Regions from separate parts of the Homo sapiens genome. Here region 2 is linked to region 1. The links are chromatin contacts, found by Hi-C or POLR2A ChIA-PET in ENCODE. All regions are on one chromosome and are shown on one strand. Each heading gives the region's core, a stretch centred on a gene start or an enhancer-like site at or near the end of the contact. The rest is flanking DNA. Distances are from core to core; before and after follow the strand shown. Region 1 holds the start of ARHGAP31-AS1 (ARHGAP31 antisense RNA 1). Region 2 holds the start of ADPRH (ADP-ribosylarginine hydrolase).

Region 1 (5,660 bases), core at 2,278-4,777:
AAAAAAAAAACTCTAGAGTTTTTTTTGTTTCTTTCTTTTTAGGGATGGGTCAGAAAATTTTTCTATTTTGTGAGCCCAAGTGTCATACAAATATTTATGTTGGTGTTTTGATTTTAGACAAAGCAAAGATCATTGCTTTCTGTTCTGCTGTAATAACTTTTAAAAAGATAATTTCTCTGCCACCGTCTTTTATTTTTGTGGAAAATATTAAGAAACCACGGTACATTATAGCATAAGACATCTTAAGAAGATAACATTTCACTGCATTCCATAAATTGCAGGATATCAAGCAAGGCAGTTCCCACCTTCCATCTAGATGCCAACACAGTCATATCCAACCCAAACATTTGCGCTTATTTCATTTAATCAACAAGAATCTGTAGATAACCAAACATTTTCCTAGTACTGAAGCATCATATCCCCTGGCTCTAACAGACTTTAATTTTAAAAGTCTAAAAAGAACCATGAGCGGTTCCCCCTCTTTCCCTATAATCTATTCCAGTGATTGGAAAACAGGGTGGTGAGGTTGGTGAGATGGTCAAGTTGTTAGAGGAAGGCTGTGAATCCACGAATGTCCAGTGTCTGACCCTCAACCTAGTGACACCTCCCATTTCATTCCCAGTAAAACGTGTACAGCTTTCAATAGGTGAGGGAGGGACAATGATAAAAAGCCCACACAAGGTGAGATCAGCAAGGGATCTCCCCTGGCAGGGGAAGAATCAAGGGAGGGGAACTGGAATGACCCAAGATTTCCTTAAGCCCAGACCCACACCTCTCTGTGTATGGCTTGGTAAATTCTACATCTACCCCACAGAGAGTCCTAGATTTCAATCCCAGAGCAAAAGCTTTGCCTTTTATCATAACACAGGTCCTCACCAGTTTATGCTACATTCCTTGTTCAAGGTATGGTATGTAGTATTACTTGAAGGATATTGCTGCATTCTCCCTTCTACCAGATCCTCCCACAAGACTGAACAGTTCTCAAACTAGCGAAACTTGGTTTTATCAGTGTCTATTCTCTGCTGCTACATAAAGATCTCCAGGGATACAGGGCACTTAGACATGAGGCTTTCTTGATATTCTTCCTTCCCTCCCTATAGAAGAGGAATAGGCCCCAAATAAGGGGCTACATGATCATTAGGCATTTTCCAACCCAAAATAAGCATACTCATCCTATTGCTAAGGTAAGATAATAATACTGGTATCAACAACCTTGGGCCAAATGTGAAGATGTTAAATTCATTTTGCACACCTATTCTTCAGGATTAAAAAATATTATCCTGATAAATACAGTAAACCCATTGTAAACAAAACTTTTCATGATGCAGTAACCTTACCCATTACTCCCTTACCTCCTATCTTAAATAATGTTTGAGTGTATTCTTCCCTTTGCCATTAAAAGTTCCATTACTTCTGCCCACAAACCAGCAAGTCCTCACCAATCAAGAATCAGCTGCGATCTCATCATTTTCTTTTTGTGTATTCTAAAACTCAGATGTTTTCTCTCCTCTGGCCTACTGTGGCATGCCCTTCCCTTTCACTAATATCTTGGACATTGATATGGTTTGGCTGTATCCCCACCCAAATCTCATCTTGAATTCCCACGTGTTGTGGGAGGGACCTGGTGGGAGGTAATTGAATCATGGGGCCAGGCCTTTCTCGGGCTGTTCTTGTGATAGTGAGTAAGTCTCACGAGATCTGATGGTTTTGAAAAACGGGAGTCTCCTTGCAAAAGCTCTCTCTTCTCTTGAGTGCCTTTAATCTTCCACCATGACTTGTGGCCTCCCCAGCCATGTGGAACTGCAAGTTCATTAAACCTCTTTCTTTTGTAAATTGCCCAGTCTCCAGTATGTCTTTATCAGCAGTGTGAAAACGAACTAATACAGATGTATAAACATTGACCCATCCTCTTTAACTTCCATATACCCTTTTTAAATTGCAGAAAAATCATTCAATTAGTGGAAAAATTGCTCAAGTAAATTTTATCATCTTTCACCCAGGCCCGGTGATTTCCTATTCAGCAGCAATTTCACATATATATATATACTATATATATATATATAGTATATATATATGTATTATGTATATATAATTATATACTATATATGTAAAATTTTAAAATCAATGTTTTCATACTTTTTAATAATACATGCTTATCCTCATTGTAGATAAATTGGGAAATACATAAATGTTTTAGAAAGAAAAAAATACTTGTATGTAATTCTATCACCCAAAGATGTAACATTTTGGTGGATTTCCTTCAAGTGTTTTTTTTCTATGTACATTTTCATATTGTGATTACACTGTGTGTGTGTATATATATATTATATATATATATGATTTTGTGTCTTGCTTTCTTATAACCGAAGTCTTTATTCAAGTTATAAAACCCTACATATAACATTTTAAGGCTCCGTAGGTTTTGTTTTGTTTTGAGACGGAGACTCGCTCTGTTGCCCAGGCCAGAGTGCAGTGTCACGATCTCAGCTCATTGAAGCCTCTACCTCTCGGGCTCAAGTGATTTTCCTGCTTCAGCCTCCCAAGTAGCTGGAACTATAGGCCCACACCACCACGCCCAGCTAACTTGTTTTTGTATTTTTAGTGGAGACGGGGTTTCGCCATGTTGGCCAGGCTGGTCTTGAACTTCTGACCTCGGGTGATCTGCCCGCCTCAGCCTCCCAAAGTGCTGGGATTACAGGCGTGAGCCACCACGCCCGGCCCATAGTAGTTTATCATATAAATATGCCAGTTTATTCCCTGCCTCCATTACTGGACATTTATAGTTATGATTGTTTTAATTTTATGAACAAGCCCACAGTGAATATTGTGAGGCATATGGCTCTTTTGTTATGTAATATTTCTTTGGAATAAACTCCCAGAAGTAAAATTGCTGGATTAAAAGGTGTGTTATTAGTCAGAACTCTCTTGGTTGTGACTGAAGGAACTCTGACATAAGAAAAAAAGTGGGGGTTAATTACTGATTCATAGAAGCAAACTTTGGCAAAGACAAGAAGGGAGCTGGCTTTAGGGAGCTGGGACCAGAGGCTGGAATTTTAACCTCCTGACTTTCTCCTTGTCTCTTGAATTTATCTTAGACATAAATGAAAATAGAGGTAACTCAAAGCGTCTAACCCACAGTGACAATTGCTGCTCTGTTTTTAGAGCCGGGATTTTGTTCGTGGACTTGCCTTGCCTGGTGGTTGAACTTTGCAGCCCCTTCCTCCTCCGGGCAGCTTCTCTCAGTGGCAGCTGTGTTCCCCATGGTTTGTCCTGGATGTCTCCCTTGTGCCATCCTTGCAAGCCCGCGGCCAGCGCCTCCACCCACGCTCCGGCCTTGCTCCCACTCCCACCGCTCTGCCACCTCCCACCTCAGCCTCCCACCTTGGTGTGGAGGGACCAGCGTCGAAGACAAAGGAATCTCTGACGAGAACCGGCCAGTCCGGGAGGGACGGCGGGGAAGGGGGTGCTGCTCTGGCGGAGCCCTCACTTCACTCGCTTCCCCTCGAGCGCCCCTCTAGGCTGGGGCCCGGCCGCTCTGGGCCTGCTCCTCCTCCCGCTCCTGTTGCGGGGCACCAGGTCAGACCCTACAGGGGGCTCCGCCAGGGGGAGGGGGAGAGGGGCTCCCTTCAAACTCGGCCCGGCCGCGGGGGTCCCGGGTGCCCTCTGCTGGGCTCCTTCCACGTCCTTGTCCCTCCTGAACTCCCGTTCCAGCCCTGCCCCCGCCCCGCAGTAGGGAACGGACTCGTTTCTGCCCCGCCCCGGGGTCCGGGCGCCCGCCCGGCGCTTCAGCTTCAGCAACGTCAAGGCCACGTTCCCTCCGCTCCAGCTCGAAAGACGGTGGCGCTGACTCTGCTCTGCGCGCCGCAGCTTCCTCCCGCTGCTCCGCCCAGCGGTTTCTGATCCCCTTTCGGCGCTGGGGACTCACACGCTGCGGCGACAGGAAAGCCCGCGCCCCCGGCCGCTTCCCGGAACGCCCTCGGGGACGGCTGAGTCACTTGGCGCCCGCCCGCGCGGCCACCGAGCCCAGAAGCGGGGAAAGCCCAGAAGCGGGGAAACCCCAGGGACAGCCGCCGGCCCTGGGGGCAGCCAGCGCTCCAGGCCGCCCAGCACCTCGGGCCCGGATGGGCTTCTCGCGCCCCAGGGCTGCGGCCACACCCCGCCGGCCCAGACCCCGCGGGTAGAGAAAGGAGGTGCAACCCTGAGAGCCAAGACGTTGGGCTTGGCTTTGCTTTGCGTTTCTTTCCTTTTTTCTTTTGTTTCTTTTCTTCTTCTTTTTTTTTTAACCACATCCAGGAAGAGGAGAAACCTGTCTCATGACAGGAAACGAAGAGGGAGGATGCATCCGAACTGAGGGACATTGTTTCAGTTGCCTCACCTGACATACTGTCTCACCTGAGAGAGGGAGGCCGAAGAGGCAGCCAATGGTGGCTGGAGCAAGCCCTGTCCTCGTTACCTGGGCTGTGGCTGAGCCCTGGGGCTCACCGGCTGTATGGCCCTGGGCAAGTCCTCGGAGCCTTAGGTTCTCTGCAAAATGGAGATGATGTTTAATAGAAAATGTTTCTATAACTTTTGTGGCTTACTTTTTGAAAAGCGAGGGAGGGACTTTTGTCCTTCCCTCCTCGCATCTCAGTCGCAGTGCTGGTTCACAATCAGGCTGTTAACGCGGTTTCCACATTTCCTGTCCTCCCCCTTCCCCTTTCCTGCTGGGAATAAGAAGGTGGGCCCCCAAGGAGACAGAGGGTACACTCGTAAATGAAAAAGAAAAGTCAGCACAAGGACCCTTTGCTGCGGAGATTTCTTTTTCCAGGTATCCTAAGTGGGGCTCTTGCCATCCCTGCCATCCCTGCTCTACACCGAAGGGGTGAAGTCCTGGGACTCTGTTATGCCCATCTGTATGTAATCCTAGGCAAGATTATTACAGTAGCGCTTTCCTCTTTTTAGAATATACCCTTGTCTAGCCCCTACCCCATCTTCAGGACAGTAAAGGTTCTCAACTCACTTCAAACCCTCCTAGCCGTCTAGAACAGTGGCTCACAACCGCAGACCCATAGGAAATGTAGGGCCATCTATGTAATAAATTTATCCGGATGTATTATAACAATTTTAAGGTTACACTTGTCCTTTCTTGAACAGGACAATTCTTTATTCTAAGACTATATGCTTCATAGTTTTAGTTATTTTGAATTGTCCATTCTGTTATGAAATACGATAGTTATTGTTGGTTGATGTCCTCTCTCAGAAAAATAAAAAATTAGCAGTCCTAGGTAGATCCCCCAAAATCTTTTAAACTTGATCTGTGAAATCCAAAAAGCTTGGGTACCATTGCTGTATTCCACATGTGGTTCACATCAAGGTTCCTTGTCCCTCCCAAGGAGATTTGTAGCTATTAAAAGAAACAAACAAACAAACATAAACAACAAAAACCCTTTCGAGAATCAGATCCTCAAAGAATGTTTAAGGATAGACGTGGAAAAACAAAGAGTGGGGAGAGGAGTCTTTCTCTACTCTCAACCCCTAGCCCTTAGTGTAGGTGAAGGCAGCACAGTTGTATCTATTCTAACTGGTATTTAGTATTGAGCATAACTTTTAATGGACGACTCCTTTTAGTAAAACAGAGAACCAATTTTGAATAAACCAAGGTCTCTTGGTCTCTCAGTTTG
Region 2 (5,660 bases), core at 1,527-4,026, 260 kb after region 1:
ATCACTTACTCAAGCTAGTGTTTTTTGTTTGTTTGTTTTGTTTTGAGATGGAGTCTCACTCTGTCGCCCAGGTTGGAGTGCAGTGGCACGATCTCAGCTCACTGCAACCTCCGCCTCCTGGGTTCAAGCAATTCTCCTGCCTTGGCCTCCCGAGTAGCTGGGATTACAGGCACCCACCACCATGCCCGGCTAATTTTTTATTTTTAGTAGAGACAGGGTTTCACCATGTTGGTCAGGCTGGTCTCGAACTCCTGACCTCATGATCCACCTGCCTTGGCCTCCCAAAGTGCTGGGATTACAGGCGTGAGCCACCGTGCCTGGCCCCCAAGTGTTGTTACAAGGGTTTGAAACCAGATAGCGTGGATGTGTCGGGAGTCTATGCTAATGGTCACAAAGTTCATAGGCACCATAAAGTTCAAAGCAAACTAATTGCTAACAACCCCAGTTTTTCTGTTTGTTTTTGTTTGTTTGTTTGTGTTTTGAGACAGGGTCTTGCTCTGTCGTCCAGGCTGGAGTGCAGTGGCACAATCTCAGCTCACTGCAACCTCTGCTTCCTGGGCTCAAGCAGTCCTCCCACCTCAGCCTCCTGAGTAGCTCAGACCACAGGCGCATGCCTGGATAATTTTTGTATTTTTTGTAGAGAACAGGTTTCACCATGTTGCCCAGGCTGGTCTCGAACTCCTGGTCTCAAGCAATCTGTCCCCCTTGGCCTCCCAAAGTACTGGGATTACAGGTATGAACCACTGTGCCCAGCCCCAGTTATTCTTTACATTTAAGTCAAAAACGAAAACAAAAAATCACCCTTTCCCATGGATTCTCACAGAAAGATCACTACATAATATGAACAATATCCTCAGCAGACATCTTAAGCTGAAACTGTGTTGAGTTTTATCGGGATGCTTATTATTCAAAATGTCTCTTACTACAGAACTTGCTTTGACTGCATCCTCAGAGGCTGAAAATCTTTGACAGTTGAAAGAATGAAGGATGTGCCATCCCCAAATATGCCATATAATATATTGATTACTTTGAGTTGAAAACATTAGAGAAATTATAGTTTCAGAAAGGGTAAAACTGAGGGCTGACCTGATTAGGCCTGACACTTAATTTGCCTTGCTTGCTTTTGGTCACTTGCTTCTAGTCGATTTTAAAACCTGCATAGCTAAAAGTCATGTAGCTAGACGATACATAACTAAATTCCACTTGCCTCCTTATAGATAACTTCTCTGATAGGACACCATGGAAAATATTGCTTAAGTTATTTTTCAGGAACTTAGAGTCAGTTCTTGTCCAGTTCAAGCCACCAGCCCTTCATCTTGGCCTGCGTGAGTGTCCAATGGGTGACCTTTTGACATCAGAAGGCCCAAAACTCCACTCTCAGATCATGCTAACGTCACGATTTTGTGAACATGTGTTCTATGAACAGCCATGAAGATTGACTATGCTTGCTCAGATTACCGATTGCCTCACTTTTCCTTACCTCATCTTTCTCTGAACCTTGGACCACCTTCCTCCCCTATCCCATAAGCACTCCTAAAATTCCATCTTTGGAAAGGCACATTTGAGGCCTGTTCTCCAGTCTCCTGTCTTGGCTGCCTTGTGAATACACCCTTTCTCTACTGCAAAACTTGTGCGCCTCAGTGATTGGCATACTGTGTGAAAGACAAATGAGCCTGGTTCCCTGACAGGAGCTGAGCTGTCTCTTCCTGCATGCAGCCAGCAATAAAGATTCCTCTAGGAGAGGTATGTTCTCCACGCCAGAGCGAGAAAATAGCTCTCATCACCAGAGATTTGGAACTGGAGGTGGCATTTGGACTGGAGTAAACATTCTTGCAAAGTAACCATTATCTTCCACCTGTTTTACACCCCACCCCCCATATATCTCCTAGGGGCTCCCCTAGAAATTTTTTACCACCCTAGCCGGATTTTCTTTGTCCTGTCACTTCTTCTTAAATTTATCACTCTTTTTCTAAAAAGTATAAAAGCATCTTGCTTTGGACACTTTCTTCAGGATTCAGTCTCTTAACATCCCCATGTACATGTAAAATTAATAAAATTTGTATACTTTTCTCTTGTTAATCTGCCTAGTGTCAATTTGGCTTCTAGATGCAGCTGATTAGCTCACTAAGAGCTAGAGGGTGTAGGGGGTTGGAGGTGATCTCTGCCTCCCTTATTGGTGAACTTGATTTTTGTAAACACTCAAAAGTCACTTAGGCTAGAGTTGGAGATGGAGATGGTTATTCACTGGGAAGGCCACAAGAGAATGTTTTAAAGTGATGGAAATATTTCATATCTCGATTATGGTGTAAGGACATTTCATTATATATAAATTATATATCAATTTTTTAAAAAGCTCTCAGACCAAGGCTAGTCATTACAGCAAGAAAATAGGCATAGCAAATTTAAAACTTTGGAGAAATATATAGAATATTTGCATATGGTGATTCTGATTTGCTTTAAAAGTGACATGATTAATGTATTTAGACAAAAATACTCTTCGTTTTTCTTTGCTTTTATTTACGATCAGGATACAAGAATTCTACGCTGCTGCCAAATAAATGACTAGTTAAAATTAACTAACTGAATCCTTAACAACCATTCTAAGAGGCAGATATTATTATCCCACTTTATGCGTGAGGGCCCAGAACCCTGGCAAGGGCGGCACACTCAGTACGCTCTTCAAGCATCTGGGCACACCCGGTCCACTACAGTCCTACAAAGTCGGACGTGAGCACGGGCGAAGGCGTCAGCCGGGGCCACACGGGAGTCACTGACCACAGCCAGGCGAGAGCCGGCTTTCCGGTGCCGCCACATTCCGGGCACCAGGCTCCGGGCTCTTCAGAGCATTTGGGGCGGGCGACGGAGGTCCCGTCCACTCTCGCTTGGGTGCAGAAGGGCGCGGCGGTGCCAGGAAGCCGCCTTGGAGGCTCCAAGATTAGCTCACTCAGCGCGGCCAAGCGCAGGTGCGGGGGCCCTCGCCGCCACCCTGCTTATCTGGGGACAGTCCCGGAACCCGGTGACCCGGCTCCGCCCCAACCCGCGCCCTCGTCCACCCGCAGCAGCCAAGGCCTCTTCCCCGGCCCCGGGAGCCCGCGCCACGCCCGTCGCTCGCGCGTTCCAGTCCAGGCTACAGCAGGTATCGCGATCCCGGCCCTCGGCCCCGCGCTCCCCTCCCCCGCCCCTGGCGCTCTCCGAGTGTGGCCGACCATGAGGATTCCCAGTCTTGCAAATCGTGGGAGCGTGTCAACCGCCCCGTTTCTTTCCAAAGCCGGGCATGGCCCGGAAGCAGCTGATCAGATCTTAGTTCTGAATGTATAGTTCGGGTACGAGAATGTGACCCGTGAAAGTTCAGAGGAGTTAAGTAATTACAGCGTTCTGAAAGCGAACGTTAAAGGGAATTTACAACCGAAAAAAGATGCCGGTCTTCTTCCCCCATCCCAGCTTGCAATTCACAGAAGCACACATTAGGGTGGAGCCAGAAGGAATTACGGAAAGGACAATGAGGACATTGAGAGGGAGGGTATGGGGGGTTAAAGTTAGTCCTCCGAGGCCAAGAAGCAGAGTGTCTTGGCCTAGTGTCTGAAAATCGCAGCGCAGGACGGAACTTCCGAGAGCCTATACCTCCCCACTTCCCCCTCCAGTTTACAGATGGGCAAACCGCTGTCCCGGGTGTCTGTCAGGTCTAGTAGCCCAGAATCTCAGTGCCTAGGCTTCACTGTAAATAATAAACTATGTAAATAACATTTACAAATATCCTTTGTGAGCTCAGAAACTCAGCATTACCAGTAACTGGGTAGTGGAACGCATCCATCTTCGTCGTTTACTCCTTCTCCAGGGGCTCTCCAGCCTGCATTCCATGGCCAACAGCAGTGCAGCTGCAGAAGCACTTCTGGAAGCCTCCTGACTTGAACTAGACCTTGGGTAAATAGGGTTTAGATAAGTGGAGGGGAGGGAAAAGTTTCACCTGAGGGGAGAATGAGCTAGTCTGCCAGACCCTTATAAAAGTATTGGCCTGGATGGGATGGAGGGCTTTGACCTGAAAGCCACAGGGAGAAGGGAACCCTGAGGAATTGGCTGAAAGAGGGGGGTTCTTAGGAAATGCACCAACAGGGAAGCCAGCGCTTTACCAGGGATTTCATTCATGGTGGGTATATTATTAATAGAGATTCGAATTCTCTAGAAGCTGATCATTTCTAAGAGAAACAATATTTAAACATTACTGTCGAAGGAAAGGTTGTGGGGAGAAAATGTTCTAGTTCTAAAACAGAACACCCATTTTCCCTGGTTGTATATGAATAATACAAATATGTCAAAAATCAAGCTTACTATGTGCCAAGCACTCTAAGAACTTTTTTTTTTTTTTTTTTTTTGAGACAGAGTCTTGGTCTGTCGCCCAGGCTGGAGTGCAGTGGCACAATCTCGGCTCACTGCAACCTCTGCCTCCTGGGTTCAAGCGATTCTCCTGCCTCAGCCTCCTGAGTAGCTGGGACTACAGGCATGCACCACCATACCCGGCTAATTTTTGTATTTTTAGTAGAGATGGGGTTTCACCCTGTTGGCCAGGCTGGTCTCGATCTCCTGACCTCAGATGAGCCACCCACCTCGGCCTCCCAAAGTGCTGAGATTACAGGCGTGAGCCACCGCGTCCAGCCAACTTTATGAAATTTAATTTATTTATTCCTAACAACAAATCCAGGAGGTTGTTACTTTTTAAAATCAGTGCCATTTTATAAATGTGGAGGCTGAGGCACCAAGAGGTTGCCCAAGGTAAGAAGATCTGGACTGAGGCTGAGTGGTGTGATACCAAGCATCCTGGCTTGGCTGGAATCAGATTTGGGTTCCAGTACTTCCACTCCTCTTGTTTTGTGAATTTAGCTTATCTGAGCCTTCATTTTCTTATCTGTGAAATGCATACTGTAATCCCTCCCTATTAGTGAGACAATGAATGTGCAGGTGCTTTGTGAACTACACATTGTGACACTAATAGGAAGTGTAAAGCCTTGCACTTCTAAGGCCAAATCCCAGCTAAGAAGAGCAAATGATGAGCTGGGTTTGACTTGCAGAATTTAGTGGGCTTACTACTCACCAAGAGGCAAGAGATACAGTTGTAGTTATGATGATAGACTTTGGAGTCAGATGGACCTATGTTGGGATCCCAGCCCTGCCACTTATTGGCTCTGTGACCTGAGACAAGTCACTGAACATTTCTCAAACTGCATTATCTCCATGGTCCTCCATTTGTTCATACATAAAATGGGCTTTATATTCCTCATAGAGCAGTGATGAGGATTACATGAGATGCCACTGATACAATGTCTGCAAGTAGTGAGTGCTCAATAAAACATAGCTAGAGTCGTTGTTTTTTCTGATTCTTCTTGCTCCTCATCCTATTTCCTTTGTCTTAATTTCCCCACAAAGACACCCTCTCCAGAGCCCAGCAATTGTGAGGGACTGATGGAGAAGTATGTGGCTGCTATGGTGCTGAGTGCAGCTGGAGATGCCCTGGGGTACTACAATGGGAAGTGGGAGTTCCTCCAGGATGGGGAGAAGATACACCGGCAGTTGGCCCAGCTGGGCGGCTTGGATGCCCTAGACGTGGGAAGGTGGAGAGTTAGTGACGACACAGTGATGCACTTGGCCACAGCAGAAGCTCTTGTGGA

What was found. A loop is a pair of places that touch in the nucleus more often than their neighbours do. ChIA-PET counts read pairs that join two places held with the same protein, here RNA polymerase II (POLR2A). Pooled maps may share reads with other maps.
Region 2: a map with no recorded cell type shows a loop between it and region 1 (6-fold over the local background). The contact joins the promoter of ADPRH here to the promoter of ARHGAP31-AS1 in region 1. A Hi-C loop is called at or near these places in 1 of 168 maps with a recorded cell type or tissue (B cell), 1 of 37 single-sample maps with no recorded cell type and 9 of 50 pooled maps. POLR2A ChIA-PET finds 5 or more read pairs at or near these places in 1 of 52 experiments (GM10248).

The regions. Positions count from the first base shown.
Region 1 is chr3:119,319,233-119,324,892 of GRCh38, forward strand. ARHGAP31-AS1 (ARHGAP31 antisense RNA 1) reads right to left here and starts at 3,528. Exons shown (of 2, transcript NR_046748.1): 1 at 3,382-3,528. The region is part of intron 1 of ARHGAP31 (Rho GTPase activating protein 31); the gene reads left to right. RefSeq lists enhancers at 3,199-4,056, 4,057-4,913 and silencers at 3,476-3,835, 3,886-4,235.
Region 2 is chr3:119,576,716-119,582,375 of GRCh38, forward strand. ADPRH (ADP-ribosylarginine hydrolase) reads left to right here and starts at 2,777. Exons shown (of 5, transcript NM_001125.4): 1 at 2,777-3,136; 2 at 3,836-3,921; 3 at 5,419-5,660. The coding sequence starts at 5,455. RefSeq lists enhancers at 2,381-2,882, 2,667-2,766, 3,707-3,926, 5,031-5,660, 5,394-5,660 and a silencer at 2,947-3,086.